2 separate regions of the Homo sapiens genome follow, and region 1 is linked to region 2. Evidence: chromatin contacts called from ENCODE Hi-C or POLR2A ChIA-PET data. All regions are on one chromosome and are shown on one strand. Each heading gives the region's core, a stretch centred on a gene start or an enhancer-like site at or near the end of the contact. The rest is flanking DNA. Distances are from core to core; before and after follow the strand shown.

Evidence for each region. A loop is a pair of places that touch in the nucleus more often than their neighbours do. ChIA-PET counts read pairs that join two places held with the same protein, here RNA polymerase II (POLR2A). Pooled maps may share reads with other maps.
Region 1: a loop to region 2 is called in a map of aorta, with 2.3 times the contacts of the local background. The contact joins the enhancer-like site here to the promoter of PTS in region 2. A Hi-C loop is called at or near these places in 1 of 168 maps with a recorded cell type or tissue (aorta) and 4 of 50 pooled maps. POLR2A ChIA-PET finds 5 or more read pairs at or near these places in 1 of 52 experiments (common myeloid progenitor, CD34-positive).

Annotation. Positions count from the first base shown.
Region 1 is chr11:112,523,569-112,527,996 of GRCh38, forward strand. The region is part of intron 2 of LINC02763 (long intergenic non-protein coding RNA 2763); the gene reads left to right. Among named protein-coding and RNA genes, the nearest start is that of LINC02764, 30 kb to the right of the region's middle. Within about 2 kb of position 1,339, at least 13 of the 41 ENCODE cell types and tissues checked have a DNase peak (open chromatin) inside an H3K27ac peak, as active enhancers do.
Region 2 is chr11:112,222,978-112,227,734 of GRCh38, forward strand. PTS (6-pyruvoyltetrahydropterin synthase) reads left to right here and starts at 3,451. Exons shown (of 6, transcript NM_000317.3): 1 at 3,451-3,549. The coding sequence starts at 3,467. RefSeq lists silencers at 3,322-3,731, 4,089-4,383.

The DNA.
Region 1 (4,428 bases), core at 89-2,588, 300 kb after region 2:
CTGGATGACTTCCCTCTGATCACATGACTCAGTGGGGAGGCCCTCTAGGAGCTTGTCAAAGATCACAGTGGAGGACACAGCACCGTGGGGGACTGTGTCTAATTAAGAGACAAATGAATGAGGCTGTCAGGGAGAGGGAAATTTCCATGCCCCAGGGTAACAAAGCTACAGTTGCTGCTGGGCTAAGGCCTGGAGGTCTGTGCCAGCTTCCCAAAAAAAGAATGTAGGGAGTGTGGCTTAAGCTTGGTGCCCAGCCCTGAATCTGGACAGCCCAAGGTGGGAGGGGCCCAGGACAATGGGATGGCGGGGCCTCATTTTATTTGCCTCCTGCTGTGCTTAACTTGGTAGGGGCAGTTAGACAGTTCCCAGCATCTTCTGAGACAAGCCTGGCAATCCGAGGGTGTCAGGGCCAAAGATGAGGGCTGGAGGGGAGAAAAAACCTGGATCTTTTGTCTGTATCTATATGGAATTACAGACTAAAGTCTTCTGGACTTCATGCTGAAGCTTCTCCAAAAGGCTGTGACTTGGTGCATGACTGTAGGCTATTTTGTGGATGTTTGAATGATGTTAGCTCTGTTGTGGGGTAATCATAGGTCATGCACTAACAAGAGCTGCCTTTCTATCCAGAAGAAGCACAGTGGCTCTCCTTCCATGAAATGATGGCTTGTCCCCACTGTTGTGAGCATACAGAGAACAGGAAACATGTTTAAGGCTCTGTCTCAGGAACCTGTGGTGGTCTGGCCTATTTTGATTGCAAGTGGCAAAAGCCACCCCCCGAACTAGCTTGAGCAGAAAGGGAAATTTCTTGCCCCCTGTCACCAGAAGTAGATCTGGCACAGTGGGTTCAACACCTCGCACTCTGACATTGGAGCTCTCCTCTTGCTCTGCTTGGCATGGTTCTTTTTGCATATTGGCCCAGACTCTCTGACCTCAGCCAAGCAGTCACCTGGAAGAGATGGTTCGGGGAGCTTCAAACTTACAGCTTGCATTCCAGCTACCCCCAGTCACCTGGAAGAGATGGTTCAGAGAGCTCCAAACTCACAGCTTGCATTCCAGCTACCCCGTGTCTTCATCTCCCCTCTGTTCCTTAGCCAGAGGCCAGTTGTCTCCTAGACAAGTGTCCTGACCAGAGGGTCTTTGGAAACAGGAAGACCCTTAGCAGGGAGCGTGTAGAGAAGTCCCAGCATGGTTCTCAGGGTCTTCCATGCCTTCCTTCTTCAGTTCCTCAGGAGTGTGGGAAGGATAATTTGTTTATATGTGACCAGGCACCTTGCCAGTATTTCTGTCAGCAGTGCCAGGGCTCTGGAAGGGCTTAACGTGGCTGCTCCCAAGCCCTGGACAGGAGCTGCAGCCAAGGAACTCATGACATGTCTCTGAGCGGGCCTGAGCTCCTCAGTCTTTCCCGTCACCATTCCTTGTGTTGGCCTGACCTCAGAGCCCTCAAGCTCTGGACCCAGGCATGACCTCGGGCCCTTTGCTTACTGTGTGTCAGCTGCCTGAGGAGGGCCTTTGGTCTCAGCCTGTAGCTGTGGCCCCTGGAGCCTGTTTTGGAATCATCCCAACAAAGACAGCTTTGACCTCTCCCCTGGAGGAAGCTGCTTTGACAAATGCTGAGATGCTGTTTATGCCTTCTCAGGCTGGATTGCAGGGTCACAACCTGCTCCACTTGCCTAAAAAAACATAAAGTCTGAGGTTTCCTTTTGGGACAGGACCAGGGGCACAGGAATTTAAAGGGTTTGGACATATCTATTAAGCAAGAGAGATCTCAGTAAGACTTGACTTCTATGTTGCCACCATGTGTTCCCTGTGGTTTTTGCCTGTAGGAATCGGGGTTCCTCATGGTAAGCAGTTGAAGCCAATTCTGGCTGACACAGCAGGAAAGGTTTAGTAACAGGATGTTGGGTGTCTCACAGAATCAGCAGAGCCTGGGAAACCAGGCCCCAGGCTACACGTGCAGAATAATGTTCCACTACACGTGGCAGAACTGGCTTAATGAGAAAACTGCTGTGGCACCGCCACTGCCGCCAACTGGATGTTCTAATTTGTATCACAATTTGCCAGGAACATGACCATTGTCACCACTGCTGCCTTCAGTGTCCATGCCACATCTGGCCCCAGAATGTCACCTTATCATCCCAGCAGCTCCTCAGCCACCTGCTTATGTCTTAGCTGCAAAGGAGGCTGGGAAAGTGACTGTTATTGTTTCTACTTTTAGGAGGCAGGATGCATAGGATGGAAAATTCCTCTAATGTAAGAAGGGTGTTTAAAGGGGCTGGGCAGCCAGGAAACTTGACAACGGCCCACCATACCAGCTGTGTAAGGTGTGTACCGCAACTTTGAGGGGAAGCAGTTTGCATGTAACTCAAGGGTGCTGCCTGAGATGGCTGATGCAGTGACCGCATCCTCAGAGGGGAGTCATAGAGGAGGAGAGCCCTCCAGGGTCAAGTCATAAGTGAGAAACACAAGTTCCTGGTGCAGTGATGGGAGGTGGGGGCTTGCAAGGCAGTTTCAGTGACGGTGTCTGGTGTCTTTCCTTTCTGCATCTCCAGGGAAAGATGAGATTTGCTGTGAGTCACTCTAGTTGGTCCTAGCTTCCAGCCCTGGGTTGCTAGACTAGATTAGCAGACTTTCCAGAGTGTGTTTTCCTTAGAGTTGATTGAAGCAAAATGCTGGGCACCCGTCTAGGATTCACCTAGAAGGAATCAAAGGAGAAAGGCAACAGAGTCCAAAAGTGGGACTTAACCCAGCAATGTAATCTGTTTTAAAAATAACTTCTTCCTGTCACTCTCAGCAAGATGTGGCTCCCACAGAGCCTTGCTTGGGGTCTGGGCTATCCAATACCTAAAACGGGTTTCCAAAAATAAAGCTGACATTTATTGAGTGCCATGTGTCAGGCACTTTATGGAAGGCTTACACAAATTATCTGAGTTAATCCTCACAGAAACACCATGAAGTATGAGCTATTATTACCCCGTTTTACAGTTGAGGAAACTCAGGTTTAAAGAGGATAAATAACTCCACTAATGGTTAATTAACCAGTATCAGAGCTGGGATTTGAACCTTAGCAGCCTGACCTCAAAGCCCACGTTGCTAAATTGTCTCTCTAGAATCTTGAGCTAGAAAGTAACTTGACCTCCCCAACATGAGGTTTACATTCTGCTTGGCTCTTCTAGAGTTCAGTCTAAATCAAAGTTAGAAAAAGCTATGCTGGGTAGACCTATCTGTGCTAGGTCCTGCACACAAATATGTAATCTAAACTTCTGGGTGGGGCAGCCCCTTCCTTAGTCACACAGCCCATCATCCTCAGATGCTTCAATCTGAGGTCTGACTAAGTCAGCAAGTGCGAGCAAAGGGTGACCAGGGTGTTGAGCTGAGACTGCAGGCAACACCTCCCTGTAGGGGTGTGAGGCTCTCACTATCTACAGGAGAAGCAGGAAACTGCCCACATCAGCAGGAGACTCCAGATGTCTAGGGAAGAAGGAAAAGAGAGAATCATTGAAAAGGAGATAAATGGAGAACAGAGGGCTGACTGGGAAAGAATGAGGATCCCCCAGGGATGTCTCAGTGGGCTGGAGGAGTGCCCTCAGACTGGATTAGACTTCTCTCTGGACCCCCTCCCTCCACATGCTTTCTGATTGTGTCTTTGGGTGGTTGCAGCCTCTACCAGATGACTGCACATTACACAATAACAAGGGCGAGTTGTGGGATCCTCCCTGTGGTAAGTGCTCAGTGCATGTTTGTTTACTGAGATGAATAAATGAGTCCTATCCTAGGGACAGCAGGGATTTGGGAAAGTGGAGAGAAATCCAGCCTGAGGAAGGAAATCCTTAAAAAACAAAAGTCCTCTTTGAGATTAGGTTCTACGTCCAGGCTAGGCAGAGGCAGTCCTGGAGAGGTGAACACCTGGCAGGTGGCTATGCTGCCTGCTGGAGGGTCCACCACAGAGCCCTTCCCACTCCATGGAGGCTGCTCATGCTCTGTGAGCCCCTGGGTAACAGCCTGCCTGGAGCCAGGAGCTGAGGCTCTTTCCATTCTTGCTTCCAGGGAAAGAAGTGGGTGAACTCTCTGCTCCGGAGTCTGAAAACTGTCAGGAAGGGAGGCATAAGTGGCACCAGGGGTGGAGAAATATGGAACATCAGGAGTCATCCTGGTATTTTGGAAGAAGCTTCAGTGTCAGAGCAGAGTCATCCATTCAGTAGACATTTATTGAGCGTTTAGGCTATATCAGACATTGTGCTAAACACAGAGGGGTGAGTGAGACAGACAGCCCCTGCCTTTGTAACGGTTATAATCGGGTAGAGAAGACAACAAATCCACACTTACAATGTAGTCTGAAAGAATTATTTTGGGGTGCTATGGGAGACAGAAGATAGCCATGGAATCCAGATTTGGGGTTGCTGGGTAGTGACATCTAAGCTAAAACTGTGA
Region 2 (4,757 bases), core at 2,201-4,700:
CCAAGCACAAGCCAGTAAATGTTGCAAGAGTGAAGGGAGAACTATACCTAAATGGCTGTTGATCTCAAGGCACTGAAAGCTAAGTTAAGAGGAATGTTATTTGCTTATTGGTTAGTGTGTTAGTCTGCTAGGGCTGCCATAACAAAGTACCACAGAGGTCTTAACAGAAATGAATTGTCTCACAATTCTGGAAGCTAGAAGTCTGAAATCAAAGTTGGTTTTTTCCTTCTGAGGGCTTTGAAGAAAGATCTGTTCCAGTTCTCTCTCCTGGGCTTGGAGATGGTGTTGTCTGTGTCTTCACATGATCTTCCCTCTGTATGTGTCAGTTTTTGAGTCCAAGTTTCCCCTTTCTACAAGAACATTAGTCATGTTGGATTAGGTCCCATCCTAAACACCTCATCTCAATACGTGTGCAACAATCCTATTTCCAAACAGGTTAAACTTCAACTCTGCAAATGCAGTGAAATATTTTACTAAAACAAACAAGTATTATTAATAAAAATAATTTTGCAGAAATTTCTCTTACTCTTTCACTTTATTTTGATTCTTTAAGCTGGTTTTGGAATGAGCAACTATTTGTGTAACCACTGACTGTTAGAGAGTATTTATCACTGAGGCAGTCCATACCTGGGAAATAATGTTTCTGTTCTGAGTGATCTCGCAATAGTAATTCACTTATCTGTGGCTGTATTTTCTTATCTGTAAAGTGAAAGTATTGAACTAAACAGTCTCTATCTCGAAAATCTCTAAATGTTATTTGAAGTTTTTTCTTTACAGTACAATGGGGTAGATGAGACAAACATCTGAAAATGTATGGAGAGTGTTTGCTAAATAACCTGTTAGTAGTTTAATGCAGAACAAACAGAATATATAGCTGTAAATAGGAGATATTTGAGGGAAATCACCATTTGAGCTTATTTCTATCGCCCCCATGATTTTATCTTTCTTTTTACAGGAAACTTTTCCAAGCCTGTTATTAATCAGTGACTTGTCCTGCTTTTCATCATATACAGTGATGATTTTTCTCATATAGAGTGGAGCTGTCCTCTCCAGTACCTGGAACAATGCCAGCCACATAGTAGATGCCCAATAAATATTTAGTGAAAGAGTGAATGGAAGCAAGAGGTGACATGATTCTGGGAACTGTGTGTAGTTTGGTTACTCTTGTGAGTAGATGTGAGGAAACAAGATCCTTTCACTCTCAATGTGTCTACACTGGCAGAAGAATTGCTAATATGTGTTTAGGGGTGTCTGTATTCACACTATGCCAACCCAGAGTAATAAATGGGTCCATACATGCTTGTGGATAAGAATGGCTTTAGAATTTCCCTTAGTAAGGATCATTACACAACAGTCCAAAGGACTGTTGTCACGTGGTCCTATTTGTGCTCTCAAATTCTTGCTCTTTAAAAATTTTTTTTTAAAGAAACGGTATTAATCCTAAGCAAAAAGAACAAAGCTGGAGGCATCACGCTACCTGACTTCGAACTATACTACAAGCCTACAGTAACAAAAACAGCATGGTATGGGTACCAAAACAGATATATACACCAATGGAACACAACAGAGGCCTCAGAAATAACACCACACATCTACAACCATCTGATCTTAGACAAACCTGATAAAAACAAGAAATGGGGAAAGGATTCCCTATTAAATAAATGGTGCTGGGAAAACTGGCTAGCCATATGTAGAAAGCTGAAACTGGATCCCTTCCTTACACCTTACACAAAAATTAACTCAAGATGGATTAAAGACTTAAATATCAGACCGAAAACCATAAAAACCCTAGAAGAAAGCCTAGGCAATGCCATTCAGGACATAGGCATGGGCAAGGACTTCATGACTACAACACCAAAAGCAATGGCAACAAAAGCCAAAATAGACAAAAGGGATCTAATTAAACTAAAGAGCTTCTGTACGGCAAAAGAATCTACCATCAGAGTGAACAGGCAACCTACAGAATGGGAGAAAATTTTTGCAATCTACCCATCTGACAAAGGGCTAATATCCAGAATCTACAAAGAACTTAAACAAATTTATAAGAAAAAAAATCAAACAACCCCATCAAAAAGTGGGCAAAGCATATGAACAGACACTTCTCAAAAGAAGACATTTCTGCAGCCAACAGACACATGAAAAAATGCTCATCATCACTGGCCATCAGAGAAATGCCAATCAAAACCACAATGAGATACCATTTCACACCAGTTAGAATGGCGATCATTAAAAAGTTGGGAAACAACAGATGTTGGAGAGGATGTGGAGAAATAGGAATGCTTTTACACTGTTGGTGGGAGTGTAAATGAGTTCAACCATTGTGGAAGACAGTGTGACGATTCCTCAAGGATCTAGAACTAGAAATATCATTTGACCCAGCCATCCCATTACTGGGTATATACCCAAAGGATTATAAATCATGCTACTTTAAAGACACATGCACCTGTATGTTTATTGTGGCACTATTCACAATTGCAAAGACTTGGAACCAACCCAAATGTCCATTAATGATAGACTGGATTAAGAAAATGTGGCACATGTACACCATGGAATATTATGCAGCCATAAAAACGATGAATTCATGTCCTTTGCAGGGACATGGATGAAGCTGGAAACCATCATTCTCAGCAAACTATCACAAGGACAGAAAACCAAACACTGCATGTTCTCACCCATAGGTGGGAATCAAACAATGAGAACACATGGACACAGGGTGGGGAACATCACACACCGGTGCCTGTCAGGGAGTAGGGGGCTGGGGGAGGGATAGCATTAGGAGAAATACCTAATGTAAATGACGAGTTGATGGGTGCAGCAAACCAACATAACACATGAATACCTATGTAACAAACCTGCACGTTGTGCACATGTACCCTAGAACTTAAAGTATAATAATAATTAAAAAGAAAAAAGAAAAAGAGAAACGAGGGTCTTGCTCTATTGCCCAGGTTGGACTCCTGGGCTGAAGTGATCCCTCTCCTTCTCAATAGCTGGGGCTACAGGAGTGCGTCACCACGCCCGCCTGGCTCAATTCCTGCTCCTTTTGGTCTATAAAGCGGACTGTGGCCCTGGGGTTCATCCGATTGAGTCACCAGTCACTGGAGCTTTACAGGAGAGAGTGGGAGAGGAGGCTCAGAGAGGTCACTCAGGACCCAAAGTGTGCCCAGACGGGCCCTAACTACGTGGCGTGACCTCAGGCGGGGCAAACAGATCAAGGACACAGGGTCCCCACCCACCCTGACCACTCCAGGGTATGCTTAGGTATCCCAAATCTTGCTCTCCGAAGAGATTCAGATAGCGAGAGACACCCTTAACTGTCTCCCGAGGCCGGGATTGGCCAGAGCGGAAGCGGAGACGCACTTCCTAGGGGCGCGTCTGGCACGCACTGCGCAGCCGCGGTGGGAGGAGGCACCGGCCGCGCGGCGGGAGGAGGTGCCGGCCGAGCACCGCAGACAGCGCCGGGAAGATGAGCACGGAAGGTGGTGGCCGTCGCTGCCAGGCACAAGTGTCCCGCCGCATCTCCTTCAGCGCGAGCCACCGATTGTACAGGTAGGGTGTGCACACAGGTACAGCGGCGGGCGGTGGGCGCCGGGCCCCGGAACGTCACCGGGGCGGGGCCGGCGGGCGTGCTGACGTCGGGCCCGGGAGGGGCGCGGGGGCTGCTGGGGCGACGCGCGCTGGTCGGCTTCGTGGGGCTTCGGACGGCCTCCAGCATCCTGATGGGGGCTGGAGTGTCCCCAGCCCTGGAGGGGTGGGGGAGCTTGATGGTTAACGGAGCCGACTGCGGAGGGCGATGGCCCACGTCTGGGTGCGGGGCCCACACCCGGTTCTGCGACTCGAAGAAACGTCTCTGCCCCTAGGAGTCCCTTGGTGTAGACCACAGGGTTGCTGTGAAACTCAGCAGTGTTAAACTCGCCTATGTTACACAGTACCTGGCGCGGCGTAGACACTCAGTAAATGTTAGCTAATCTTGTATGCCAGGAGCATTGGCCACCATATCTAATGTAATTACAAGGCAAATTTTAGCCCCTTTTTTACCAAAGACTGGATGAACCCAGTCCCTGGTGGTCTAGTGGCTAGGAGAAAAAAAAAAAAAAATGAGCCCAGACGTTCAGTTTCCGAAGCAGCATAGTTGGGATTTGAATCCCGATCATACATACTGCTTGCATGCACTGACGAGTTGATTTTGAGGAATTTTACCACGCACTAACCAGCTCCACCCTCTGGCCCTCCGTATCGTCGTCTGTGAAATGAGGATGACCATCGCTATCTAACAGGATTCATCCCTCCATTCGCTAAACCAGGTTTTGTTTCGTGCTTGTCAGGGCTTGTGCTAGGTAACGGATGCATCAGGGATCTTGTATGGGGTTTCCAATCTGGCCTATTTTGTGGAGGGTACACTGAGAAAATTTTGTGCAAAAGACTTTAGCACTCTAAATACAAGAAGTGGCTGAGCAGGAGAAAGTGGGGGTGTGTTATTCCATTTTGCATTGCCACAAAGGAATACTGAGACTGGTATTTTATAAAGAAAAGAGGTTTATTTGGTTCTGCAGGCTGTACAAGAAGCATGGCACCAGCATCTGCTTCTGTTGAGGCCTCAGGGACCTTCCACTCATGGTGGAAGGCGAAGGGCGAGCAAGCAGGCAACTCACAGGGCAAGTGAGGGAGCAAGAGAGAGGAGAGGAGGTGCCAGGCTTTTTTTAACAACCAGCTCGCCCATTGACTAATAGAGCGAGAACTCACTCATTGCTTCAGGG